Linked DNA regions of Homo sapiens: regions 2, 3, 4, 5, 6 and 7 are each linked to region 1. Evidence: chromatin loops called from intact Hi-C (ENCODE). Cell type or tissue: PC-3. All regions are shown on one strand. Region 1 has its middle 120 kb from the start of SLC12A2. Region 2 overlaps CCDC192 (coiled-coil domain containing 192). Region 3 overlaps CCDC192 (coiled-coil domain containing 192). Region 4 overlaps CCDC192 (coiled-coil domain containing 192). Region 5 overlaps LOC124901058 (a long non-coding RNA gene). Region 6 overlaps SLC12A2-DT (SLC12A2 divergent transcript). Region 7 overlaps CCDC192 (coiled-coil domain containing 192).

The links. Hi-C counts contacts between places; a loop is a spot of excess contacts. Peaks named below come from ENCODE experiments on the same cell type or tissue, not always from the same donor. Only the 100,000 strongest peaks of a DNase experiment are listed, where the experiment ranks them.
Region 2: it touches region 1 in a loop (9-fold over the local background); 79 of 110 quality-filtered maps call a loop at or near these places.
Region 3: a loop joins it to region 1, with 9 times the contacts of the local background. A loop is called at or near these places in 58 of 110 quality-filtered maps.
Region 4: it touches region 1 in a loop (7-fold over the local background); 2 of 110 quality-filtered maps call a loop at or near these places.
Region 5: it touches region 1 in a loop (8-fold over the local background); 97 of 110 quality-filtered maps call a loop at or near these places.
Region 6: a loop joins it to region 1, with 7 times the contacts of the local background. A loop is called at or near these places in 3 of 110 quality-filtered maps.
Region 7: a loop joins it to region 1, with 11 times the contacts of the local background. A loop is called at or near these places in 86 of 110 quality-filtered maps.

Annotation. Positions count from the first base shown.
Region 1 is chr5:128,199,870-128,203,869 of GRCh38, forward strand. No RefSeq gene overlaps it. Among named protein-coding and RNA genes, the nearest start is that of SLC12A2, 120 kb to the left of the region's middle. RefSeq lists a silencer at 1,561-1,740. In PC-3, a CTCF peak has its summit at 1,644 (motif pointing left); a DNase peak (open chromatin) is centred at 1,592; H3K4me3 peaks cover 956 bases; H3K27ac peaks cover 989 bases.
Region 2 is chr5:127,745,108-127,749,107 of GRCh38, forward strand. All of the region lies in intron 2 of CCDC192 (coiled-coil domain containing 192), which reads left to right. Among named protein-coding and RNA genes, the nearest start is that of CCDC192, 44 kb to the left of the region's middle. In PC-3, a CTCF peak has its summit at 1,821 (motif pointing right); a DNase peak (open chromatin) is centred at 1,814; H3K27me3 peaks cover 51 bases.
Region 3 is chr5:127,873,790-127,877,789 of GRCh38, forward strand. It overlaps CCDC192 (coiled-coil domain containing 192), which reads left to right. Exons shown (of 7, transcript NM_001317938.2): 6 at 1,749-1,872. Among named protein-coding and RNA genes, the nearest start is that of CCDC192, 170 kb to the left of the region's middle. RefSeq lists enhancers at 2,108-2,157, 2,168-2,247. In PC-3, a CTCF peak has its summit at 1,881 (motif pointing right); DNase peaks (open chromatin) are centred at 1,912 and 2,852; H3K27ac peaks cover 681 bases.
Region 4 is chr5:127,933,537-127,937,536 of GRCh38, forward strand. All of the region lies in intron 6 of CCDC192 (coiled-coil domain containing 192), which reads left to right. It overlaps LOC124901059 (a long non-coding RNA gene), which reads left to right. Exons shown (of 3, transcript XR_007058925.1): 3 at 1,708-1,778. Among named protein-coding and RNA genes, the nearest start is that of SLC12A2-DT, 150 kb to the right of the region's middle. RefSeq lists an enhancer at 1,199-1,852. In PC-3, a CTCF peak has its summit at 1,665; DNase peaks (open chromatin) are centred at 1,465 and 3,155; H3K27ac peaks cover 3,359 bases.
Region 5 is chr5:127,561,980-127,565,979 of GRCh38, forward strand. It overlaps LOC124901058 (a long non-coding RNA gene), which reads right to left. Exons shown (of 2, transcript XR_007058924.1): 2 at 1-3,560. Among named protein-coding and RNA genes, the nearest start is that of PRRC1, 46 kb to the left of the region's middle. In PC-3, CTCF peaks have their summits at 421 (motif pointing right) and 2,384 (motif pointing right); a DNase peak (open chromatin) is centred at 2,382.
Region 6 is chr5:127,949,074-127,953,073 of GRCh38, forward strand. The region is part of intron 3 of SLC12A2-DT (SLC12A2 divergent transcript); the gene reads right to left. Among named protein-coding and RNA genes, the nearest start is that of SLC12A2-DT, 130 kb to the right of the region's middle. In PC-3, no CTCF peak of the experiment used is centred here; a DNase peak (open chromatin) is centred at 2,118; H3K27ac peaks cover 1,083 bases.
Region 7 is chr5:127,756,000-127,759,999 of GRCh38, forward strand. All of the region lies in intron 3 of CCDC192 (coiled-coil domain containing 192), which reads left to right. Among named protein-coding and RNA genes, the nearest start is that of CCDC192, 55 kb to the left of the region's middle. In PC-3, CTCF peaks have their summits at 1,697 (motif pointing right) and 1,910; a DNase peak (open chromatin) is centred at 1,712.

The sequences.
Region 1 (4,000 bases):
ACTACCAAGAGATTATGGCAGATATTTAAGGTATTAGGTGAACCCATGGATCCCACTCCTACATGCTGTTGCTTCACTGATAACTGTAGTATAGTATCAGTACATTTGTAGAACTAAAGGGGAGTGCCAAAATATTTTAAAAATAAATGAATTTATCACTGTGAAAAAGCCAAATGAACCTCTGCTATTAATGCCTTATCTTGTCAAGTGTCTAAGGACTGTGTGACTCAAAAACCCATGCTTTTTAAACATTATGAATTGGGAAACTGCAGTTATTACTTGTGACTTTTTCCAACTAGCAAAGTCTTACTGTTTCCTGATGACACAGCTCAAAAGTCACCTTCTCTGTAAAACTCCTGTGACATCCCATCACCACACTCCTCCTGTAGCCCTTCCACCTGATCTGTTGGACGATCCCACTGTCATTTATTTGATTTCCCCATTAGATTGAGTAACTGACAATCACTTTCATACCTCTAGTGGCTTATCTTATTTGTGAGCAGCTTGGAGTTTTCAATACAGGATTTACTTCATGAAGGGATGAATGAAAAGATTAAATCTATAAAGGGGGAAGGCTGCTGGTGACAGGGGAATAGCTCAAAGGGGTTATAGGCATGGAGCATTATTAGGATTGGAGCTTTTTGGAACGTGTGACTTGGTTGAGTGTTCTAGTTGTAACAACTACACACTAATATGATTTGCATGGCATGTTTCATGTATGCTTGAATTCTTGAGACCTAACTTATAATAACCATTATTTCATTATTTCCTTCATGCTAAGGATTAAGGTTAATGATGATTTGAAGAGAGGATCATTTATTAAAGTGCTTATTGATTCAGTGAATACTTACTGATTATCTAGGGCAGGGCAACACCATGTGTAGTGGCCCTGGAGCTCCTGCGGACCCTGGCTCAGGAAGGTGGTGGGGGCTTGGTTTGAAATGCTTAAGTCAAGGAAAAAAAGAGAGGTAGTGTTTAGTTAGGTGTCTAAGTATTTGCTTAAGGAACTGGCCACCTGCTTGTCCAAGTTCAGGCTGTTATCTTAACTGCCCTTTAAATGCTTCTAGGTTGCTTTTATTCTTTGAGGATTAGTGAACAATTCAGTCCCACAGGTGTCTGCTGTTTTGAGAAAATAGTGCCGAAAAGTACACGAATGCGGGCAAATCCTTATTTGTTAAAACCTCCAGTCTTTCAAGAGATCCTTTTCCCAGACACGTGACTGAGGGTTCGCATAATCCCATTTCTGCTTAACCCGAGTCACTCCCAACTTCACACCAACAGAAGGATCCTAGGATAGACCCATTCATCCGTCCATCCTTCCTTCCTGCTTCCTTCCTCCCTCCCTCCTTCCCTCCCCTTCACCCCCCACCACCTGCCTTCGAATTAAACTGTAATCCTGATTTACTTCATTCCTTTCTTGTTTGACATTTCTCAGATTTCACGATAAGAGGGAAGCGAAGAAAAAAGCACGTGACTTGAAAATGTTTTTCTCTTTTTAAAGCCACATCTTTCTGCTTCATTTTGATTTCAGTGTAACTCGCCGAGTGAGGACTCTTGGCCCACGCTGGGAGCCCGCAGCCGGCATCCGCCACCGCCGGGCAGGTGTGCGCTGGGCGGGCGCGCGGACTCGCCTTTGCCCGGCCCGCGGCTCCCCCGTGTGGCCTGAGTAGGTAGTGATGCGAATAACATGCTTTGAGAAGTCAGAAGGCTGGCGTCTCTTCCTCCGGAGCTCACGGAGGAGTCTCTCTGGTTTCCTTTCTCAGAGGCAAAAAATTTCCAGTTGGTCTCAGGCTAACATGGACTCTGGCAGAGGAATTGAATGATGGCCGATTTCAAGAAAGCAAAACAAACTCCTGCCGGGGAGACAGTTTGGGGTCGAATGATTTCATGATGCCCAAGACCACTCCTGCCACACAAGCGAGGGGAAAGAGCGGGGAAGGTTCTAGATGAGCTGGATCCCCGCTAGGTGCCAGGCATCTGACATGCATTATTTAATCTTACTGTACCCCAAGCTAGATAGGAATAGTCACCTCATTTTACAGAAGAGGAATAGTCACCTCATTTTACAGAAGAGGAAACAGATTCTCTGAGGTCCGCAGTCTCAAAATGGTGTAACAAGGGTTCAAACTGTGACCAGGCTGACTCCAAATCCCATACACTTGGCATGACAAGACCTCATACAAGAGAGGCGTCTCGGTCCCTTTGTGTTGCTGTAAACAGAGTACCTGAGTCAGAGTAATTTGTAAAGAACAAAAATGTATTTATCACAGTTCCGGAGACAGGTTCAATGTCTAGGGAGGGCCCCCATCTCTGCTTCCAAGATGGCACCTCGAACCCCATCCTCACATGGAGGAAAGGCAAAAAGGACAAGAAGAGATGAACTTGCCCCCTCTAGCCATTTTATAAGATGCTAATCACCTTCCTATAGGATGCATGTTTAATCCTGTTGCACAGGGGATTCACTTTCAACATGAATTTTGGAAGGGACACAAACATTCTAACCATAGTAAGGTGAGGATCTCCTGCTCAGTTCTCTCCTTCTGTTGGAGATAGACGTCAGGCTCCAGAGAAAGCTGCTTATATCTCAAGTCCAATAACCTCACGTCTGCATGGCCCATCTGAGTTACATGAGTGTGGAGTGTGGCATTCTGATCTCTGCATTGCAAAGTATGTTGCGTAATCTCGAGAACAGTCCTATGAGATGATTTTTTTATTGGCAATTTAATCATAAAATGAAGAGAGAGATGAAGTCACCTGCTTAAAGTTCTGACAGCTAGCAAATGTGCATGAATTTGTCTTTTTCAGGTCTAGTGGTGTGAAATCAATTTTAATTATCATATCAAGTTGTCTTACATCTACCTCTGTAGACTAGTTTTGAAAAATTTGTTAAATGAGGGAGGTGGGGATCCTAAAGTTCCCTTCTAGCCCCTGAGTTCTGAGTTCTGGTTCTTGAGTGCTGTCACATATGTTTCTCCTCTCATCTTCCCAGTGCTGTAATCTGGGGGTACCAGGGTGATATGGTTTGGCTTTGCGTCCCCACTCAAATCTCATCTTGAATTGCAATCCCCATAATCCCCCCATATATAGGAAAGTGACCTGATGGAAGGTGACTGGATCATGGGGGCAGTTTCCCCCATGCTGTTCTGGTGATAGTGAGTTCTCACGAGATCTGATGGCTTTGTAAGTGTTTGACAGTGCCTCCCTCACACGCTCACACTTTCTCTCCTGCCACCATGTAAGATGTGCCTGCTTCCCCTTCTGCCATGATTGTAAGTTTTCTGAGGCCTCCCCATCAATGTGGAGCAGTGAGTCAATAAAACCTGTTTTCTTTAGAAGTTATCCAGTCTCTTTATAAATTACCCATTTCTTCATAGCAGCGTGAAAACGGACTAATGCACAGGGGTATAGAGTTTGGTGACTAGCCATTGGACACACAGGCAGTCTCTGCCCCATCTAAGCCTGGGATGCAGGTTCCTTGACTGTGGACCTTGCATTGTGGGCTATTTACTGTTTGGCCTCATCTTGCCCCTTTTCTTTGATGAGACTCAACATTTCCCTTTGGGATGAGGCACTTTCTCTCTGGCTAGGGTGGGGCTGATCCACTCAGGCTTTGATGGTGTTTATATGACTCTGGCCTGGGTTGTCAAAGTGATTGGTCCGTAAACAAAATCCTGCTCTAAGTTGGGCTAAGAGCAGGCAGCTGCAGCTTCTAGCCCCTTTGGGAGAGAAGTGTGCTTATAGTTTTAGCTTCTAGCCCCTTTGGTATGGAAGTGTGCTTTTGACTGCATTTGCTAGTGTGGCTTTTATGGACTGAAGATTCGTATACCCCCTCCACCCCCTAGTATTCATCTGTTGAAGCCCTAATCCCCAATGTGACTATATTTAGACATGGGGCTTTTACAGAAGTAATTAAAGTAAGGTAATAAGGATAGGGCCTAGATCCCACAGGATGAGAGTACATAGAAGAGGAAGAGAAACCAGAGGTTGCTCCCTCTCCACA
Region 2 (4,000 bases), 450 kb before region 1:
CAGGCTCCTACTTACTGTTCAGCAAAGTCCCATCTGTCTTCTGCAGACAGGAATCTTTCTAGATACCGCACATGAAGTTGGATCAGTCAGAAACCTTGAGCCAATCCTTAAGGGTCAAAGAGTTTGTACAGCTGTCATTTTAGGACAGAGAAATAAAGGCTTAACAGCAAGGTAGAGGATAATGAGAAGGTACTGGAATAGATTAAGAAATCAAGAAATATAAAATTAGAAAATAATATGCAAATTTTCTTTTAAATTATCCAATGAGAAACCTTTGCAACCAAAATGAAGTCTACTCTTACAATGTCATATAAGATTTGTTCAGTTAGTAAACTATCAACCTCAACATCCATGCATAATAATAGTCAGGTGTCTTTACTGTAATCAAAGAGTTTATTGAATTTTTAGTGTTATTTAGTATCATTTTAGATTGATCATCTTGGCTACATTAGGTATCTGTATTTAGATAATAACTTTATATTTAGGTAGACAATTTTAAGACAAAAAGTAGAAATTAACAAAGAGAATTTTTATTAAATTGTTGGAATTTACCATTTGGAAATCCATACACAGGTTCAATTCCCAAACACCTATATATTGCCTATATTTTCATCATTTTGATGTCATATAACAGACTGTTGATTAGTATTATTCACTTGCAACTACTTTAACCACTGAAAGTATTCATTTTCATTATTAATACAAATTGCATGTGTCCACACGTACCTGGAAGTAAAATAAAATTAATTATGGAAGTCCTATCTTTCTGCCCTTCTGCCATTGCACCTTGCAAAACTGGGACAACAACTGAACACATCTAACTTTTTTAGTCTTTGAAACCACATATCCACCTCCCAGACCTCTATCTTTATGTGTTTACTTATTTTTGAAATTGTTCTTGACTTCATTTTTGTTTGCCTTTTTTCTGTTAATGGGGTTACCTCCTATTTAAAAAGTGCTTGCTTTTGTATAAGCTCTTTCCCGTAAGGGAGTGGGAGAAGCTGAAAGGCAGGTCAGAGAGCAGGGTGTGCTCACTGCAGCTGGAGTGAAGGTGTAAAAGACTGACTTTGCATTCTCCACAGTTTGCTCAGGTCTTTCTCTGTCCTAAAACAGATGACAATTTCCTAAATTTGTCTGTATGAAAAGTCCTATGTTATTTAATAACAGTCCTCGTTTATGCCTGTTTCATTTGGCTTTGACTTATATTGCTTTTGTCTTATGGAAATGTTTGTTCTTCTTAGCCAGGGAAATTTTGGGTGTTTGGAGAAGGCCTGGAGATATGGATTAGACAATCTTGCTGAGTCTACTCATACAAATTTTAAAAACTTCTTCTTGAGATCAAACATTCAACAAGAAAATTTTCCCTGGAAATAGCAGTCTAGATCAGAGATTCTCAATCTTTTAAAAATAGTTTGGCCTCATGACAATTCCCCATTTCTGCATATAATGTCTTACAACATGTATTCATCTCTAAGTGTAAATACACAAGAATTTTGTTTAAAGCCTTTTTTTTTTTTTTGAGAATTTTTGAACCCATTTTTGAAATTACTGGAACCATCAGGGATCCGAGGACAATTGGTTCACTTCCTAGTATCACCATTCCAGCCTAAGATATTCCTCCCCTAATGGCAAACTTTTGAGGGTGAGTATGCACCTGTAGTGGCAGAACTTGACTGTGGAGCCAGGCTGTTGGTGACGTAGCAATATTTTTTTGCCCCTCCTCCCATAGAATTCTGTTTATATCAGAGGCCAGTGGCAGAGACTCAAGGTTCAATGTATAGTATGAACAATTACAAAAACTGAATGAATGCTGTATTTTTATGCCTGGTTTCATTTACCACCAGATGGCTCTATTGTATCATCAGGAAATGCACACATGTAAAATCAGTGGTCTCATAAGCCATAGGGAAAAAAATAAAGCAGAAGTTAGACCTTTAAGGTATGTAGGAATGCAGTTCATTCTTTTTTTTTTTTATTTCTTGTTTCTTTTTTATTTATTTATTTTTTTATTGTTATACTTTAAGTTTTAGGGTACATGTGCACATTGTGCAGGTTAGTTACATACGTATACATGTGCCATGCTGGTGTGCTGCACCCACTAACTCGTCATCTAGCATTAGGTATATCTCCCAATGCTATCCCTCCCCCCTCTCCCCACCCCGCAACAGTCCCCAGAGTGTGATGTTCCCCTTCCTGTGTCCATGTGATCTCATTGTTCAATTCCCACCTATGAGTGAGAATATGCGGTGTTTGGTTTTTTGTCCTTGTGATAGTTTACTGAGAATGATGGTTTCCAATTTCATCCATGTCCCTACAAAGGACATGAACTCATCATTTTTTATGGCTGCATAGTATTCCATGGTGTATATGTGCCACATTTTCTTAATCCAGTCTGTCATTGTTGGGCATTTGGGTTGGTTCCAAGTCTTTGCTATTGTGAATAATGCCGCAATAAACATACGTGTGCATGTGTCTTTATAGCAGCATGATTTATAGTCCTTTGGGTATATACCCAGTAATGGGATGGCTGGGTCAAATGGTATTTCCAGTTCTAGATCCCTGGGGAATCACCACACTGACTTCCACAATGGTTGAACTAGTTTACAGTCCCACCAACAGTGTAAAAGTGTTCCTATTTCTCCACATCCTCTCCAGCACCTGTTGTTTCCTGACTTTTTAATGATTGCCATTCTAACTGGTGTGAGATGGTATCTCATTGTGGTTTTGATTTGCATTTCTCTGATGGCCAGTGATGGTGAGCATTTTTTCATGTGTTTTTTGGCTGCATAAATGTCTTCTTTTGAGAAGTGTCTGTTCATGTCCTTTGCCCACTTTTTGATGGAGTTGTTTGTTTTTTTCTTGTAAATTTGTTTGAGTTCATTGTAGATTCTGGATATTAGCCCTTTGTCAGATGAGTAGGTTGCAAAAATTTTCTCCCATTCTGTAGGTTGCCTGTTCACTCTGATGGTAGTTTCTTTTGCTGTGCAGAAGCTCTTTAGTTTAATTAGATCCCATTTGTCAATTTTGTCTTTTGTTGCCATTGCTTTTGGTGTTTTAGACATGAAGTCCTTGCCCATGCCTATGTCCTGAATGGTAATGCCTAGGTTTTCTTCTAGGGTTTTTATGGTTTTAGGTCTAACGTTTAAGTCTTTAATCCATCTTGAATTGATTTTTGTATAAGGTGTAAGGAAGGGATCCAGTTTCAGCTTTCTACATATGGCTAGCCAGTTTTCCCAGCACCATTTATTAAATAGGGAATCCTTTCCCCATTGCTTGTTTTTCTCAGGTTTGTCAAAGATCAGATAGTTGTAGATATGCGGCGTTATTTCTGAGGGCTCTGTTCTGTTCCATTGATCTATATCTCTGTTTTGGTACCAGTACCATGCTGTTTTGGTTACTGTAGCCTTGTAGTATAGTTTGAAGTCAGGTAGTGTGATGCCTCCAGCTTTGTTCTTTTGGCTTAGGATTGACTTGGCGATTTGGGCTCTTTTTTGGTTCCATATGAACTTTAAAGTAGTTTTTTCCAATTCTGTGAAGAAAGGCATTGGTAGGTTGATGGGGATGGCATTGAATCTGTAAATTACCTTGGGCAGTATGGCCATTTTCACAATATTGATTCTTCCTACCCATGAGCATGGAATGTTCTTCCATTTGTTTGTATCCTCTTTTATTTCCTTGAGCAGTGGTTTGTAGTTCTCCTTGAAGAGGTCCTTCACATCCCTTGTAAGTTGGATTCCTAGGTATTTTATTCTCTTTGAAGCAATTGTGAATGGGAGTTCACTCATGATTTGGCTCTCTGTTTGTCTGTTGTTGGTGTATAGGAATGCCTGTGATTTTTGCACATTGATTTTGTATCCTGAGACTTTGCTGAAGTTGCTTATCAGCTTAAGGAGATTTTGGGCTGAGACAATGGGGTTCTCTAGATATACAATCATGTCATCTGCAAACAGGGACAATTTGACTTACTTCCTCTTTTCCTAATTGAATATCCTTTATTTCC
Region 3 (4,000 bases), 330 kb before region 1:
TGTCACCACAGGCCTGGGATAGATGAGATCCTCATGAACAAGTTGATCCAAACCAACTCACCAGAGACAGAGGTATATATTAAAATGCCAACTTAATAATTGAAAAACACAGCTGTCCAGCTGTCAAATACCCAGACATATTTCTTGGTCAGCTTGGTCTCTCCTGAATTAATCTACATGACAGGCCAAATTATGAAGGCTTTCAGTGAATGGAGGCTCAGAAGAAGGGAATTCATTAGAAGGTCTTCATGACTTGGAGGCAGAGACTATCAGCCTTCATGTTTCAACAGCTGGCCAGCATCGTGTCTGACACCCAGAGGATGCATTCTAATAATTAGTGCCACCTCTTTACAAGTACTGCCATGAAAACCAGGCCTCTGTGTTGTGGCTCACGGTACCTCTCACCTGGATTGTGCTGGCTGAACCCTGCCTAATTCTACCCTCTAACTCCCCTTAAAGAAGTTCCATGACTACCATTCTCCTTCGAGTAACACATTTCTTTTAGCCATGTTCATGCCATTAACTAAGCTTTAGTGAAGTGCTGATCTTCCTGTTTGGGGTCTAGAAGATAACCTGATCTGGGTGACCTCCCAAAGGTTTAGATCTCATAAATCATCCAGATGATGTATGTAGTTGTACTGGCAACAAAGCAAAAAGTGAAATGAGGGGTCTTTGAAATGAGAGGCCTGTTTCTATTTAAGACCATTTTTGATAAATTGATTTTACTGGTGTTACTCTCAAAGAGGAGAGTGGTTCCCTACTGCCTGAGTATAGTGCCTTCAGAGGCCAGGGAAGAATATGATCTTACCTAGTGAGCAAAAACCATCCCTTCCCTATCTCAAGATTTATGTCTGATAAGAAATGTTAGTAGATTATTTTCCCGGCTTCCTAATTACCAGCCCACAAAGACTTGGCAAGGTGAGCTCTTCAGTGGAAAGGTAGCTATACAAAAGCAACACGAAAGCGCAAATGCAACACCTTTCACAACAGACAGCTTCTCCAAAGTTGCAGATAAATCCAATTTTAATGAATCAAATCTACTCTGAAACCCTAAAAGGAACTTTCGAGTCATGAAGTCTCGAGGTGAATCCTTTGATTATGTAACAAGTTCCTAATGCAGTTCTCCCAAAGATTTCGATCTCATAAATCAAATTATTTTAGAGTAAGGCATTCCTGTTCATTACTGCTTAAAAACCATTCTTATGCTTGACGCTTTCTTACCCTTGACACTTTCCCTGTATGGATCCCATACTAAATATCAGAAAACACCAGCGTTTGGTGGTCGTATCACACTTTAGAGTGTATTTGAAAGCAAACCATTATGGTGTTGAGGGGGAAATGACTTAGAATCAAGGCTCTATTTCATATGAGTCTACTTACAGATGGGAAAAAAAATCTGATACTAGTAGGCATTAGTACCTCGGTGGCAAATGCCAACTGGCAAGTAGAGTTCTTCTAACTGCCTCTATTATAAGCAACAGGGTTCTGACCCAGGTAAAAACTCTTCAACAGTGTAAAAGATACTATGATGAAGAGAGTGGGCTTTTTTTTGTTGAGGGTTCAAACACTCTGACAGGAGCACATACACTGTTTCACAAACCTCAAACAGGACTCAATCTAGATAAACAGGGAGTGTTTCATCTAAGCAGGCTTCAAAGGCAGTGTTTGTTCAGACATCATTCATTCCTTTTATTTCTTTGATGCGTCTGTCCCTAGTGATGGAAACTCTTATTTTTTTTTTTTTTAAGAAACTAAAGCATGAAAAGAAAGTGAAAAAACTACAGACTGATTTGGCAACAGCTAATGCCATCACAGTTCTGGAACTCAATGAGAAGATAAAGACTCTATATGAAGGAAAGCCAGCCCCTAGAGGTCAGTATTACCACGTGACAGATCCACACTGGCCCGTCAGCTGGGTGATGTATGTAGTTGTATTGGCAACGAAGCAAAAAAAACGAGGCTACAGGCCTGGTCTGACCTCTGTGTGGCACCAGTAGAGACAGCACATGAACTACTAACTCCAGGCTGGATTCACTTTCACCTTGAGAGGGGCAGGGAATGAATAAGCGGTTTGCTCGTTAAGGGAAAGTCTGTGAGGCTGAAGAGCTAGACTGAAATAGATCTGAGAAGTGTCACTGCACAAGCTGGGTGGTAGCAGGGGGAGGGCAGGGCGTAAGAAGGAAGGCAGGTGCCTGCAGGGACTGAGCTCTGGAGTGAGACAGAGCTGTCTGAAAGCACAGGCTGACAGACTAGGGCACAGGGAAGAGAACAGAATTTTTTTTTTTTTTTTTTTTTTACCAATAGGCAAATGAACCAGAAACAAGCAGAGAAGGCTGGCTGGAGATGAAATGTGGGTAGTTCAGAAAATTGTTAATAGCCACATTGGTTCTGACTTTTTAAAAAAAGACTTCTCCAGCTAACAAATTATAAACACACCATTAGGCAACAAACAAGCAAACAACAAACAAAAAAACTCCAAATCTCAGACTGTAATTTTAGCAAGAATACTAGTTAACAATTAATACAGTGCTATGGGCCAGGTATTTTGCTAAGCATTCCATGTCTATTTAATTCTAAGAATAACCTCTAAGGTAAGTACATTTAAGAATTCCCTAAGAATAAGCAGAGGCTTAGAGATGTGTGTTACCTTGCCACTGCACAAGCAACACTTGGAGAGTCACCCTCTAGAGCAGCCGCTGACCATACCCTAGTGTGCCTTTCCCAGCTTTGGGAGACTCAGGGCATTCCCTCTGCTATGTCACAGTAATATCAAACTTCACTCCTGCCTGGTGAATCTCTTGCAAAGCTGTGGTTCCTGGGAAAAATGTCTTCCTTTGATGTGTGCCACTCTTGCAAAGCCAGGAACATGCCATCGTTCTTACTCTGGCTTTCTTTATTACTCATGAGTAATTGTGGAAAAAGAGGAGCAATGCAGAATCAAATGGAGGAGGAGGAAGCAGGCGATGTGGTAGTTTCAGAAAGGGAGACACTCCCAGCACCTGACTACATGGTAAAGCTTTTCATGTGAATTTGATATTCATTTTCAATTTCGTATAGTGCTTTCCCAGGATTCAAATGCCATGTAACATTGTGAACTTGAAACAGTTTTTTCTTTCAATGAAACAACATAAAGGCAGTTTGTAAATTTGCTTTTACCACCATGAAACCTAAAAGAATAAAATCCGTCACAGAATATTATCCATTTAAAAGTCCTTATTCTGAGGCATTAGCCAGATTTTCCACTGGTTTCATTAGAAGAAACTGACAATGATTGTAGAGCACATTGGAGAAAGTTCCCCAGCTCGCTTACGAGAAGCTTTCAACTTTTCAATTGCGTTTTAAACCCGGTGCAAAAATATATATATATAATCGCAAGGTCTCTAATTCTTATTAGTTTCATTTTTTTCAATATTATTTACTGTATAATGACAATTTTGTTTCTTGGATATTTTGATAGGGCAAAATTTAAATAATACTGAGGGACTAGAACTCTAATGGCTTGGGATAGGGAAGAAAACATTAAATCTTACCCTTTTTTTGCCCATTATTCTCTTTATTTTTGTGGATTTTTTTTTTAAACTACCTGTATAGAAAAACATGGGTATTTATGAACAGATGCAAATTTAAAATTTAAATAAAGCCAGTCATTGTAAGATCCATTATGGATCAAAACAGTGATTTTCTTTTGGAGCTACATGTTGCTTCTCTTATTTGGTGGGGAAACTAAGTCAGTCGACTGACATCTAGCACTAAGATCCTAAATCAAATATTTGCACATTCTTGCTCTTCCACAGGCCCCTTGCAGCCTCACCCACATTCAATAGTCCGGGAGGTTGTCAAGGCCATTGTTGTCCCAGAATAATATTAACTGGCATTCTCAGAAATCTGGTCACCTTGGCCTCTGAATTCACTTCAGAATAAAGTGTGAAAAGATGTCCAGTAACTTTAATACACAATGACCCCTATTTAATCACAGGACAATGAGGGCTGGCCCACCCCC
Region 4 (4,000 bases), 270 kb before region 1:
ATGAGTGATGCGAGTGGTTAGAGACAAGTGTTTTTCATTCATTCTACGTGTTCACTAAACCATAAACAAGTCCTAGAAGTGTCTTCATCAGCCAGGCCCCTCACTCTGGTCTGGAGACTGGTGGAGTACTAGGGTCTGAATGTTTGTGGTCCTCCAAAATATGTATGTTGACATCCAATCCCCAGTGGGTTGCTATTAAAAGGTAAGGTCTTTAGGAGGTGACAAGGTCATGAGGGCAGAGCCCTCATGAATGGGAGTAATGCTTTATAAAAGAATCTTGAGGGAGCCTATTGGCTTTTCCACCATATAAGGACACAGCTGGGAGGCACCATCTATGAGGAATGGGTCCTTACTAGACAATGAACGTGCCGGCACTTTGATCGTCAACTTCCCAGTCTCCAGAACTATGAGAAATAAAATTCTGTTGTTTATAAACTAAGGCATCCTAAGCAGACTGAGATATGCAGGCACCACAACTTCTCAAGGCCCAGATGAGCAGTAGGCAACAACTGCTTCCTACATGGTCTCTCTTGCCTCTTGTTTTCCTTTTCACTGGGTGTTCTACAGGCTCTCTGATCCACTGCTCTCAGGAGCACTACCCCATGTCATTCAGGCTGCAGCCCTTCCATCATGATCTCAACTAAGTATTTGTTCCCTTCTAAGTCACTTACTAAAACAGACAGATCTTCTTAAACTCTCAGGTTTGGGCCTGTTGCTAGGTGAAAACATATATTCTCTCCACTGTGCCATTACATCTCGAATTTTTCCTCTAAAATATAACTATTATAAGACTGATCTTCATTATATTATCAAAAGTTTCTAGCTAATTTTATATACTACATTTTAATTCTTTTTAGTGACCAAACCTCTTTGCCAACCAATTGTATTCTTATAATGCTGCTTGTTTTTTCCAAATCAATTAACACGTGCCTACTTCAGATGGATCCTAAATGTTGACAGCTTTAGTGGAAGGAAATTGAAGTACCTTTGAAGTCAGTCACTTGGCACTATAGATTGGTCTCTTTACAAGTAAAAACATTAAAAGGGGAGGACAGATGAAACTTCAAGACATAGGACTAATTTGATTTTCAAAAAGAAAAATATTTGTACTACAATACAAAAAAAATAAGTGAATCATTTATTTCAGAGAATAGCCATTTGCAAACGTTCACTGTAAAAATCTAGAGGATAGAAAACCTAAAAAGTTTTGTTTAGGTTTGTCAATTTAAGTGGGAGGGATATATTTCTAAAGAATATGTCCTAAAGCTGTGCCAAGTATGTGCAAGTCCAAGTATGGCAAGAGATGACCCTGGACTCTGTGGTGGTTGCAGACAAATAATACATAACTTTCAAAACCAGCCCCATAGTGAGTCAGAGTAGTGGGCATTTGTACAGAGGAGGAAGCTGACATTGTCTTTTAATCCAAACAGCAATCCTGGGTGGCTCTGGTGGAATGAGGTATTTAATCACCTCACCGGTGATCCTTGTTGGGTCTTTCTTGTTGAGTAAATACTTGGCAGCCTTAGTCATTAGCTTGAAAGGCAGAGGGAAAAGTAAACCTTCATGAGTGAGTACCCAGCTGAGGTGTTTGTTTAGGCTAATCCCAAATGCCCTTTAGGGCCTAACTCAGTGCTGCCCCTCCCCTACTTCACTGTGAAGCTGCAGCTGTGGAGCCAACATTTTATCTTATTTATTCTCTATGTGCAGGTTCCCAAACATAATTATTGGATGAATGAATGAACAAGAAGATGACTATGGAGGATACTTGGGATCTGGCTAGCAACAAGTATATTTCCCATTGTTAGAGGTAGTTGGGTCAGAAATTAGATCAGTGCTTCTCAGCATTTCTCTGTTCAATGCATACTTTTTGGTGGCACCCATAAAGAAATCAAAAGGGGAATATCCCTTTTTAGCAAGAAGTATTTAGAAAATCTAAAAGAACTCTTCCTCCTATTCATTGGGTCACTTTTCAGCCCTGCATCACTGTTTACAGAAAAGTGTTAACATCTTGGACTCGTGAAGCAATGTTTTCACACATTCTAGGTATGTTGACCTAATATGAAACCACTCCTTCTTGCTCTGATTAGCAACAAGTGATGCCCCACTGTTTTCCCAGTCTATGTATGGCAGTGTTCCCTCTGTCAGGTCTCTCTGTGACAGTGTACAGCTGCAGTGATCACAAAATTCAGATTTTTAACTCATTGATTACAATTGGCAGCCAACCTCTGAAGAGCTGGAGGGACACCAGTGACTGAGAGCCACTTGCTTAGAAAATTATCAAAGAGAGGCCAGGCACGGTGGCTCATACCTGTAATCACAGCACTTTGGGAGGCCGAGGCAGGTGGATCACCTGAGGTTGGGAGTTCGAGACCACCCTGGTCAACATGGAGAAATCCCGTCTCTACTAAAAATACAAAATTATCCGAGTGTGGTGGCTCATGCCTGTAATCCCAGCTACTCAAGAGGCTGAGGCAGGAGAATCGCTTGAACCCGGGAGGCAGAGGTTGTGGTGAGCCAAGATCGCACCATCGCACTCCAGCCTGGGCAACAAGAGCGAAACTCCGTTTCAAAAAAAGAAAAGAAAAGAAAAAAAATTATCAAAGAGATGTTACAGAAATAATTCCTATACTGGTAGCAGATGAGGCTAGATCACCCCAAAAATGTAGTCAACGCTCAGTCTTTTAAGGTACTCCTTCAACTACAGTCACCTCTATTGTTATCTATTTAGTTATTATTAGTCATTTTTGATGTAACTTTCACATGTCACTTTTCTCAGAGCATAAAGGTTTTGAGGGTATGAAGAACAGGAAGCTGGAAATGGCCAAAGGCAAGGTCATATTTTCTTCTGGGCCTTTGGTCTTTCAAGGCTGACATAGAAAAGTGAGTACAGCCTGGGTCAGCCGAAGGCAGAATGCTGGGACTGCCTCTCCTCTCACTAAATCTTTCTAACCCTGCCCAATTCCCACCGGCCATCCCCTATAGTCTTTTTGCGAGAACTGTACACCATCATTCTCAGTCCTGACTTACATCTATTTTAAGTCATAGAAGAAAGAGGGAAAATGATGAAGAATGATGTATGACTGTAAAAACCCCTTCAGTAGTGGCGAAAGTGATGAGTTTATACCCTCACTGTTGCTAATCAGGTTTTTCCTCCGTCTCACATAGAAGAGCCTTTCTTGTTGCAATCTCTGGGTTTCCTGGATCCTGTGGGTGTGGGGTTAAGGCTGAGAAAATCTGGTCAGATAACAGCACCTCCAGGCTTCCGGGAGACCCGCCTTGGCAAGACTGAGCTGCCAGCAGAAGCCTATGAGGGACCACAGGTGTGTGAAGTGTGGGACATGTAGAGCTGTCAGGACTTTGGGGACACACATCACTTCCTGTTACAGATGAGGGAGACTAGATGGGGGGAGAGGAGTGAGATGGTTAGTGGTAGATTCTAGAAAACTCACTGGGGTGGCCTTGGGCACTTTCCAATACAAATAGGACTTGAGGCTCTTGAAGTCCCCCACTTTGCTAAAGAGTTTTAAACACTTTTGTTAGTTGTAATGTATTTAGAAATGGAACAAAATATTTGTGTTTTATATGTGTAAAGAGACTAGTAGTAAAATATACTTGTATGAGAATTTTTTTAATTTTAGTATGTCTTTAGGTTGTCTATTAGTATTTTCATTTAATACATGAGAACAGTACAATGGGAATCCTCATGCCATCTCTCTTTTTTTCAGCATCTACTCTACCCCTTTTCTGACTGTCCTCTTCTTGTGCTATGGACTGAATTATGTCTCCATCAAAATTCCTGTGTTGAAGCCCTAGCCCCCGACTAGATGGCATTTGGAGATGGGGCCTGTGGGAAATAATTAGGCTTGGATGGGTTCATGAGAGTGGGCCTTTCATGATGCAGCCAGTGCCCTTATAAGAAGAGATATGAGAGAGGTTTTGGTCTCTCTCTTTCTGCCATGTGAGGACGCAGCATAAAGGTGGCCAGGAAGAGAGTCCTCAC
Region 5 (4,000 bases), 640 kb before region 1:
ATAAGAGGCCTTTGCCTTAATGAACAAAAAAAGGTGAAGGTAGACTGATGGACAGGGAAGGCAGTGACAAAGGACTGAGCATGCTGAGCTATGCAGAAAGAGCAAAATACAGAAGGATCAGGGAGAACTGTGCAATGAGCACTTCCAGACAAAACTGGAGGCTCATATAAGCCAGAAAGAAGAACATGGGCTGATGGCCATTGAGTGTTTGTGATTTTGCATTTAGGTGCTGCTACTTAGTTACACGAACCAAAAAGACTTCTAGGTTATACAAACAACATTCACTCATTTACCAATTTTATTTAAGCTAATTGTTACAGAAACATGAGCTGTAGCAGAGCAGACTGAACTTGCTATTTATCTTATAACCATTAGAAACTAATTACCACCATACATAGAAGCCCTTTGTAAACCACCGTGGAAAAGTCAAAGGCCTGTAGGGGTCAGGCAAGCAATAGAAGTGAGTGAGCAGGAAGACACGGACTTCTCTAAATAGGCATATCCCATCTACAGGGGACAGGCATGCTCCGTTTCAGCCAACTGTTGCCATGTGGGATGGAGGACTTGGGTATGGCCAGATCACTTGATTTTTCCCCAGAGAATTCAGATATCTGGGTTTTTAGGTAAAATTGCCCAATTCTTAAAACCCTGACCAAAGAAGATAGGACAGGGGGTTGGGATTCACTTTGGGCTCCCAGTTGTGACCTTAGGAAAATAACAGACTGTATAAACCTATTAATACCCGTTAAGTCCCCAGGGAGCTTTAACATATGAGCATTTTGATGGTTGTAGGTGGCATGGCCTCAAGGGCTGGGATTGAATGGGAGGCTACTTAATGTGTATTCTAGATATTGAAAATAGAGTTAAATTAAGTTGTCTGTCAAGTAGGTTACCCACCGTTCTTTGTTATTTCCCTATAATTGGGCTGTTTCATTTGTGCTTTCTCCCAAAGAGTGAAAAAACCAGTTTCCTTTTGCATTTGCAGAGTTGGTTTGTCCAGGATACATGCAAACACTTGGTGGAAAATTAAAGCCTAATGCAATCGCTTCAAACTTCCTCTAACTTTTCCCCTTATCACTATGTTATTTAACATGAAAACAATGTGTAGAAAAATGTTCAAGTGTTTCTAATAAACGTAGCTAATTGGATTCTCAAGTCTCTTCTGTGACATAAAAACTGAAATAGTTTTGAAGCTGAAGCACCAATTAATAGGGCTAGTCATGGAAAGAACACTTACAGGAACAAAACTTAATACCACATCTTTAGATTTGTGTAATGGTTTGCTGGCAAGCCAAGTCTTTTTCCCCTGTTTCTTTTGCTTATGTTAAATGCTCTAAAAGGGCGGAGGCAAGTATTCTTGTCAGCAGAGACTTGGCAACTAATGTCTCCTTCCTGGTCCCCTGTGCCTTGCTTCAGCCTCAAGACAGTGAGACAGCCAGCCAGCCACCCAGGCAATGTTTTATGAATCTGATGCTATGGAAAGGAGGGCAGTAAATTAGGGGAAGCTGGAATTCGCCTGTCTGTTTCAGAACACCCCATTTGGGGTATATAAAATGTATGCTGCCAGCAGGAGTTTCTGAGACAAGATGATGAAGTGGCAGTTTGCTTATATGATTTTATTTTTTCAGCTGACTTGGCCCCAGTAGATATATAGGAGGTGAGAGGGGAAAAAATGATTAAATTACCTAGTAGTTAAAAACACACTTTCCCCCTGCTTCTAAGTAGGAAAGTAAGGAATGGTTGACAAATATTTCCATGAGGTAATAATTGATCCCTGAATAGGCTTCCATTAGTTAAAAAAAATCAGTTTATGCCATATGCCAGTGAAAATGTGCATGAAATCATGGTGGAAAGGAGAGATACATTCAATGTGAGATCAGAGAAATGAACTGGATTGTGTTTCCATGGTTCCTGCAGGAATCTATCATATTGTATCTGCCACACTGTATACATATGTTTACAGTCATCCCTTAGTATTTGTGGGAGATGGGTTCCAGGATTCCCCATGGAACCAAAATCCACTGCCTCATTATTCCATGGTTTTCCAGAGGGCAGAGGAATTGTGTGAATTTTGGAGTATAGCTGTATTACCTGAGGTGGCCTTTAAAAACTCAGCTCCCATTCTAGGGAAGTTCTGAGAGATACAAGGTAGAAAGTGTCCTTTCTCCAAAAGAAAAGTGAAACTTCAAAAGCATTTGAGAACCCTTATCTTAGAGACCAAAGGATGCCTGCTTAGATTTGCCTTCTGAATTACAGTGAGACAGACACCTTCTGGCCTCCTACCTTCTCCCCTTTCTCTTCCCTTCTCGTAAATCTGGGGTTGGTTAAGTTAGGAAGATTGGATTTCTTTAGCTTTAGTGACTGAAGACTGTTCACCCTGTCACTAGAGGGCACCAGTTGCACATCAAATATCTAATGTGTAGGTGTCAATGCCCACAAACATTCTTCAAATACAGCAAAATGTCAAATTGAAATGGCTTGTAATAAGGTGGTTCCCCTAGTGTCCCTGTTCTTATTTACCCCATTTCTGCTGCTGAAAGGAGCATTCTAAATTTGACTTTCTAGTGCTTTCAGAATTTTCACTTAATTCAAAACTCTAATTAAAGTTGCAGATATGAAGAATCAATGTTTTTCACAAGATTACATGATGGCAATTTTGCTACCATTTATCTGGCTCTTGCTCTGTGCTGGGTAATATGTAAAACCTTATAGGAATTTTTTCACATGGTTGTATTTCAGATCCTGCAACAAATGAAAATGGTTGTTATCAACCGGAAGCCTCCCCTGTAAGCTAAAATATACCATTCAATATAGAGTATAGGTATGTCTCTAGAAAACCTACAAGTTGAGTTTTCCTGTTGAAATTTTACAAAGAAAAACTGTCCAGGCATTTAGTTTATGTTACTCTTCTCTTCATGGGATTGCACAAAGTGTTGTAAGGCAGTTGTCAACAGTCTGGTTTCTACTGGCTTTGCCTCGGGGGACTGACCCACTGTGCCAGCCCTTGCTTGGGTTTACACTGGGAAGACCAGGCTCATTGTTTCTCATCTGTGATGCGTCCCCTCAACCCATAGTTATGTTTTGGCAAAGGAAAAAAAAAGGAGGAAGTGAACATTCACCCCAGGACCATTTGATTCTGTTGATTGCTGACAGGTGCTATGTTCTGAATAGAATTAGAGACTCTGTACACCTCAGACATACCCAATATCAGGTCAGCTATAATTTGTGCATGATGAGAGGTCACAACGTTTTGGCCTTGGGAAAAAGGCACATTCCTGACTGTGCGGCAGCAGTTGCTATGTGGTGTCCAGTAAGATCTTCAGTCATAGTGGGCTTTGCAATGTACACCCTAAAAATGGAAATGAACCCAACGTCTCCTTACAAACTGTGTGAGTCCTGATGGATGAGCTTCCTGACCCTAGACGAAAGGAATCGGCCCAAATAGAACGTCAAAGGAGGATGAAGAAGTATAAATTCCAATTGCTCTTGGAATCTGTGCGTCTTCTCCAGAACTGAGGCAAGTGAGTCGGAGGGGCACTCCCCGTGTGAGGTGGGGCTGGCTGGAGGAAAACAATTCAGCATCACATATTGAAAAGCCACTACATGCCTGGCCCCATAATCTCAACAATCTGATGAAGTAGAACCCTTATTTCTGTCCTATAGAGGAAGAAATGAGGGCTATTCTAGATTTAAAAATTTTCCCAAGGCTATGCTGCTTACTATAAGAGGTAACAGGATGGCAAATATCAGTCACTGCTGACTATGCACATACCCTGTACCAAGCACCATCATTATCTCTGATGCAACACCACAAGGGAGGCATCACCATACCCACTTTGTAGATGAGAAGCCTGAGGCTGGGAGAGGTTAAATCACCTACCCAAGTGTACCACCATCCTCCCCTCCCCTCAGCATTGTCACCACCCTTTGGTGACAACTCTTCCCTGCCACACAGTGTCCCCAGATCTGCTGCTTCCTTCTAGAATAGGAAAAAAAGCCT
Region 6 (4,000 bases), 250 kb before region 1:
AAAGTAAATTCTTTTAAGAAGGGTAGGGGCTCACTCTACAGTTTGCTCCAGGTTCCACCATTTCCTATTGTTTTATGCAGGGCTGCTTAAGGCATTTGTCTTGCCTGCCTGGTCTTATAGGTGTGTAAACCCTTCCTGAAATACTCTCAATTGTGTATACCAGGTCTGATTTGGTATGCTATGGTTGTGAACTTCTGATTTATAGTCTAAAATAAACGTTCAAAATGAGTGCATTACATCCTACATTTAACATTAATACATATTTCCAAATGTATAATAAAGAAGGAAAAGAAAATCTAAAGGAAGTTACTAATGAGGCCCACTGCCTCATTCTCATGACTTCAAGACAGCTTATAAATCTTTCTTTTTCAATCTGTTTCGTATGCAGTGGGGAATTCTGATAGCAAAATGTCATTTTATCCACATCACGAGCATAGGTAAATAGGTAAGTGATTACTACCAGAACCAGCATTTTCTGAAGGCAGGAGACCCACATATAGACATTCTTCTCACTTGATCTTCAAACTTGCCTTTAAGGTCAGTGGCCTGATCGCATGGACTTCAACTATATGTCCTAGAACCTGGGTTATTCAAGCCTAAATGACACCCTCTGTGGGATACCAGAAGTCCTATAAAAATCTATATTTAGGAGGAAATGTTCTCAATACACACTACTTTACAGACTGCTTAGTATCTCAATCTGTGCATCTGCACTCAGATATATGGTGACTTCCATCTCAAGAAGTAGGTATTTGCATTCTCATAATTAAATGACCATTTTTGTGACTTTCTAATATAAAGGAAGGCATCTCCAAAGATGAATTAAAGTCATAACTCTAGAAATCCAGCTGCTGATAACTCATATGAAAATTTTGTATGTCTTTTTTGTTTGTTTGTTTGTTTTTTGTTTGTTTGTTTGTTTTGAGACAGGATCTCACTCTGTCACCCAGGCTGGAGGGCAGTGGTACAAGCATAGCTCACTGCAACCTTGAACCTCTGGCCTCAAGCAATCCTCCCACTTCAGCCTCCCTGGTAGCTAGGACCACAGGCACATGCCATCACACCTGGCTAATTTTTTAATTTTTTGCAGAGACGGGGTTTCAATTTATTGCCTAGCCTGGTCTTGAACTCCCGGCCTGAAGCAATCCTTTTGCCTTGGCCTCCCCAAAGCACTGGGATTACAGCTATGAGCCACCAAGCCTGGATTCATATGGGAGTGTTTAAGCTAAAACAAAGTCTCTTTCTCTGCCATACCATCCTCTACTAATCAAAGACTTACAGAGCAGTACCACTATAAGCTGAAGTATAAATCTTCTCACCACACTGTCATTTTTGTTAAAATTTTCTATTTTTTAAAAATAGATTAACAGCCAGAGTATATATTCACTCGTTCACTCAAGAAAGTTACTGAATACTTATTCTGATCTTGTACATATCATATGCTCTAGCAATCATGTCAGATATCTAGATTTAGCCCAAATTTATACATAGAATAATATAGTTTCTTATTATTGCCTCAGAGATGTTTACTATACCTTTTAAGTTTATTAAATAGTAGGTTCAAGAAATGGCTGGTAAAAAGAAATCAGGAGAAGGTTTCCTATGCCATAGTTTCTCTTACAAATATATTTGAAATTGATTAGAAGGAACTTTTTTTTTTTTTTAATTCTCCATGCTCTGGACCTTCTGGAGAGGATGAATGCTACTTTGTAGGGGCAGATAGTCTTCAGAGAGCCAGGTGATTTAGCATCTGCAGTAGACTGCAGATTCAGGCACTCAGATGAAGGTCTAGGGCTTCAGTCTGCAGATTCAGATTTCTGAAGGAAGGTCTAGGGATAGAGAAGAGCCGTGGCTTCCTTTCTTCTCTACCTGACCTCCAGCGTAGCAAAGATGCCAAGAATTTAAATTAATCCGATTATCCTCTGGGAGTTACCCAATCATATTATTTTGCCATAGAAACTTAGACCCATTCCGTGAGGTTGTTCTCTAGATTGCTGGTTGCTATATACTTTAATAAACTGAGACTCTGAAGACAGAATATTTTTTTTCCTTCTTGGTGTTTGCTCTGCAGTTGTGAAATATAGCAGTTATCTCGTAAAGATGTCAGAGTGCCTGTGAGTCAGGAGCTCAGGCTGTGGAAGGGCTAACTATAATGTAGGGAGTTGTTTCAAGCATCAGAGCATAGTGACGCTTGCCTGAGACCCCATCCAATACTGAAATTCAATAGGCCCCTAGAGTGATGTATAATTTGAGAGAGCTTATTCCCATCTGCTACTTTTTCAGCAAGAACTAGAGAACTCAATCTTTACTGAGAAAAAGGAACTAAATTTTTAAAAGAGAGCCTGTGTCTATAAGTAAATTTCCTTTTTAGTAATTAAAATTGGAAAATGAAATAGTTGCATTACAAACCAAATGCATGGAAAATATCTTCCAGGGAATCAACCCTAAGAAACATCTGTTCTCATCAGTACTAGTAATAACCTTTAATAGGTTGGGGTATTTGTGATTTTTCCCCATAGGGAAATGTGTGGTAAATCTATAAGTCATAAGTCCCAACAAACAAACAAACAAACAAACATTCTACTGATTTAGTGAGCTCTCTACAGAGCAAATCCTTGGATGAAATGAGATATGTTACGTTACTAAGTGGAAAATTGAGATACAAGTTACTTTTTTCTTTCTGCTACAATAGTTGTCCTATATGTTTGATTCGACTAGAGTTTTTCCAGATGTCTTAAGTAGGCACGATTAACTGTAATAGCAAAAGACTGAACAGGAAACTACTGATCTGAACTTCTTGAGCACTTCGCCCAGATAAATGAAAAGAGAGAGTTAAAATTTTTGTATTATTTCCAGCCAGCACTGAGACAGTGAAGTTTTGTTATGAGTCTGGTGAAAATTACCCCAGAATGAGGTTGATTAGAACTTCCCTTAAAGTGAGATAACTTGGGAAAGCACACCCATACTGTGTCTTACACCAATCAGATGCTCATAGATGCTTCTTCTTTCTCTTCTGGTGACCAAAGTTACGGTGGAGTATAGTGGCTTCACGAAATAAACACCTTAATTGTCCTCCCTGTCAGAGAGCATTTTATAAGAGTCTTCATTCTCTTCCATTTCTTTGAAAGAGTTCTATAGAATCACAGTGGGTTAGATAATGAAATGGCACTGATACACCTTTCAACCTGAAAATAATCCATACATGATTAAGAGAACTAACATTAAAAATTCATTGAGGGCCAGGCACAGTGGCTCATACCTGTAATCTCAGCACTGTGGGAGGCCGAGGTGGGCAGATCGCTTGAGCCCAGGAGTTTGAGACCAGCCTGGGCAACATGGTAAAACCCCATCTCAACAAAAAATACAAAAATTAGCCAGATGTGTACTTATTGTCCCAGCTACTTGGGGGACTGAGGTGGGAGGATCACTTAGGCCCAGGAGGTGAAGGTTGTAATGAGAAAAAAAAAAAATTTGAAATCTTGCAATACTTTTTCATCTCCAGTGGTAGATATTTTTTTTTTCTTTGAGAATGGGTATCACTCTGTCATCCGGGCTGGAGTGCAGTAGCTCAATCACGGCTCACTGCAGCCTCGATCTCCTGGGCTCAAGGCATCCTCCCACCTCAGTCTCCCAAGTAGCTGGGACTACAGGTGTGTACCAGTGCTCCTGGCATTTTGTTTTGTTTTAATTTATTGTGGAGACAGGGTCTCAGTATGTTGCCTAGGCTGGTCTCAAACTCCCAGGCTCAAGCTATCCACCTGTCTTGGCCTCCAAAAATGCTGGCATTGCAGGTATGAGCCACCATGCTTGGCCAACAGTAGATTTTAATAAGTTGTGAGTATAGAATGTAATACCTAAAGTAATCACTTAACAAAAGCTATACAAAGAAATACACTTTAAAAATGGTATAGTGAATCAAAATTGAATTTAAAAATATTCAAATAACACAAAGAAAGACAGAAAAAAGAAAACAGAGAAAAAGAAGAGCGAACAGAAAATA
Region 7 (4,000 bases), 440 kb before region 1:
GGTGGCACCTGTAGTCCCAGGTACTCGGGAGGCTGAGGCAGGAGAATGGCGTGAACCCGGGAGGCGGAGCTTGCAGTGAGCCGAGATTGCGCCACTGCACTCCAGCCTGGGCGACAGAGCCAGACTCTGTCTCAAAGAAAAAAAAAAAAAGTACACATTATTTTTGTTCTTGATGAAATATTTTTATCCAATGCAAATGTAACCACCCAATCAATGGGTTCACCTTGCCCGCTGCCTAGACAGAATCGATTTATCAAGACAGGGGAATTACAACGGAGAAAGAGTAAATCACAGAGCCGCAGAGCCGGCTGTGCAGGAGACCGGGATTTTATTATTACTCAAATCAGTCTCCCTAAGCATTCAGGGATCAGAGTTTTTAAAGATAATTCGACGGGGAGGGGCCCGGGAAGTGGGGAGTGCTGGTTGGTCAGGTTGGAGATGGAATCATAGGAGCTCGAAGTTAGGTTTTCTTAATGTCTTCTGTTCCTGGGTGCGATGGCAGAACTGGTTGGGGCAGATTACCATCTGAGTGGTGTCAGCTGATCCATCGAGTGCAGGATCTGCAAAATATCTGAAGCACTGATCTTAAGCTTTACAATAGTGATGTTATCCCCAGGAGCAATTTGGGGAGGTTCAGCCACAGGCTGCATGAACCCTAAATTGTAATTTCTAATCTTGCAGCTAATTTGGTAGTTCTGCAAGGGCAGATTGGACCCCAGGCAAGAACAGGGTCTTTTCGGGAAAGGGCTGTTATCAATTTTGTTTCAGAGTCAAACCATGAACTGAATTCCTTCCCAAAGTTAGTTCGGCCTATGCCCAGGAATGAACAAGGACAGCTTAAGGGTTAGAAGCAAGATAGAGTTGGTTAGGTCTTATTTCTCTCACTGTCATAATTTCCTCAGTTATAATTTACAAAGGTGGTTTCACAAATAGCTCCTAATATTTAAGATTCTTAGCTGGATGATCTCTTTATATAACACCAAACAATTAGATGTATTTATTTTTTCAGTAATATAGCAGATTAAATATATAAAATGGAAACTGGATTTCACTTAACTTTTTTGTACCTACCATAAGTAAGGTGCTGGTTAGGTGTTTTGTGGGAAAGACATGTAAGCCAGAGCTTCTCTACCCAAGTAGCTCACAGAGAATAGAAAAATTGGAAGACATGGAGAATGAAAATAGGTGTTTATATGACTCCAAGATAAACTGCACAATAGCATTAAGTTGCAGGATCTGTACATGTTAATTGTACTAAAGGATAGTTCTTGAAGTTGCCAAATTTGCATAACCAAGTGAGTTTAATTGGAAGTTGGCCATAGTTTGAGGAAAGGGAGAGTATGATGTGTAAAAGCACATTGCAGCCATTTTCAATATTATATTTTTAATTAACTTGAGCATTTTATGAGATCTGGCTGTCTTCATTGTTACTGTTGAGAGGGGTCAATCAACACTGTTGTCAGAGGATTTAATCCTGAGATTTTTGCTTTCTCCAATGTTTAGTCTCTTCCTTGAAAACATAAAAACTTTAAGAACAGTCCTCTGTCCCCTATTTTAAAATTTAAGTCAACATTAAAAACATATGGATGAGAGGATAGGGAAAGGGGAGAAACTGATATTTCCTAAGAATGTTCTTGAGAATATTTCAGAATAGAACACCTGTCACAAACAATCAAACATTTGTCCACTGGGTGCCACTGTCTTCCTTACCAGGCCATGCCACTAAGGGATTGCAGTAAGACTGTCTTTAGTGTTAAAGACAAGGATTACACACACACACACACACACACACACACACACTCTCTCTCTCTCTCTCTCTCAATCTGTGTGTATGTGTGTGTGTGTGTGTGTGTTTGAAGGAATATTTTTGCCTGCTGTACACGTTAAGGCTTTTTCTAAATGTCATTAATTTAGGATTTGTCACAAGGATGTTGGGAATGCTAGCTTGCCTTTACTGGTAACCCAAATTATGGGCTAGCCGGGTGAAGTAGAATGAGGTGGGGAGTGTGGAAGACACGACAAGAACCAAGATTTGTGCTGGAATGAAGCAGTGGAAGCTTGCAATATTATCAAACAATGGATCCTGCCTTTGAGAAAAGGGTTAATCTCACTGTTATTCAAGACCTTATCTGTTAGCTTTGCCTCTGAGAACACAGATTTAACTCAGAATGGAAAGTATAGGTGCCTAGTGTTGTTACCTGCATTAATCATCTGTTGGTCCTGGGCCTAAATTTGTGCAAACTGGGCATTTCTAAGGTCTCCTTCAGCAAGGTCCACTGTTACAAAGAAAAAAATTAGAAATAGCCAACAAATAAGAAGGTTGTGGCCACTTCCTCCGATGAGGTCACACAGTCAACAGAATTCTTTGTTGGGCTTCACTTTAGCTTACAATTATTCTTTATTTCTCTGCAGCCAAGTCACTAATGTCAAAATAAAAGAAATAATGGGATCAGGATAACTTGCAATTAAGACTTATAATCTGGGTTAGTCAAGGCTTTGAGAAATAACTGCACCAATTCAGCCAAAGTAGAGTGAGAAAGTGTCATTTGGCTCCAACTTCTAACCTAGGTTATAATGATAAACCACTCAACATATTACCAAGTTTTGCTTAAGAAAATACTTTATTGTATTTCCCATAGGTTAAGATCAGGTGGGAGGAAAACTAAATGCCTGGATGTTGGGTAATAGATAAAAAAAAGGGTGAATAAAAGGGAGAAAAGCTGTTAGGAATGTGAAAGAAAGATGAAAAGTAAAAGCATTTCTAGAGAAGCCCATAAAAAATAGTTTTTTCATGTGTGCTGGCTTCTATCACCAGTGAATATAAGAGGACAAGGAAAGGGACTCTGGTGGACTGCTGTTTATGACCATACACAAGCAAATAGACCATACAGCTTTTGTGCTGAGACAAAAGATAGTGTCAAGAAAACCCATACTTTTGCAATGAAGTCTGGATCCAGATGCATGCCAACATAGAGCTTATGAGGTAACATTCCTTTTGGCAGCAGTGTTAGCCCAGAGTCTCTCCCATTTATCAATGGCTTCTGGTTCCCAGCTCCAGGTATCAGATCAGGGAGAGCCCAGGCTTTGTTCCTGCTCCACTATCTGCTAGCTTTATGGCCTTGGGCAATTCACTTTGTCTCCCCAGCTACAGTTGTCTTATCTAGGAGGGTGTAAACATGCTAGTTACATAGGGCTGTTGTGAGGCTGTTATTAAATGGGATAGGTATCTGTCCCTCTGTCCCTTTGTGGTTATTATGGCTGAATGTTTCTGTCCCCCTGCCAAAAAGAAAAAAACCATATATTGAAACCTAATCCACAATATGATAGTATGTGGTGGTGGGATCTTTGGTGGATGATAAGTTCTTGAGGGCACTGCCTCAGGAATGGGACTAGTGTCCTTATAAAAGAGACTCAAGGGATCTCCCTCACCCCTTCCACCATGTGAGGACAGAGCAAGAAGCTGCCATCTGTGAACCAGGAAGCAGACCCTCATAAGACACCAGATCTGTTGGTGCCTTGATCTTGGACTGCTCAGCCTCTAGAATTTGAAGAAAGAAAGAAATTCCCATTGTTTATATGCTAGCCAGTTTATGGTATTTTGTTATAGCAGCCCAAATGAACTAAGACAGTAGGTTCTCAAAAACATCTGTTTATTTTCACTCCTACCAGTGGTCATAGCAGAACTGTGTAGTTCTCTTTATGCCTTCAGCCACATAAATTAACGAGTTCCAACCTACCACAAAAGTCTTTCTTTCTCACACACACACACTGCCCCGCTCGCTACCCAAGCTCCCTTGTCATAACTTGGCTGGCTTTTCTACTATCCAGTTTTCTCTTCTACTCTTTCTCATCTCTTCATCTGGTAAAGGGATTTTAGTTCTTTAACCTTGTCTTTCCTTTCTGCTTCATCTCTTGGAGCTTCTGTCTGTTTCTGTCCATTATCTGATTTTGTACAGACTGGGAGCTGTTTTCCTTGGCAAGCTGGGGCAGGGAGGGTGTC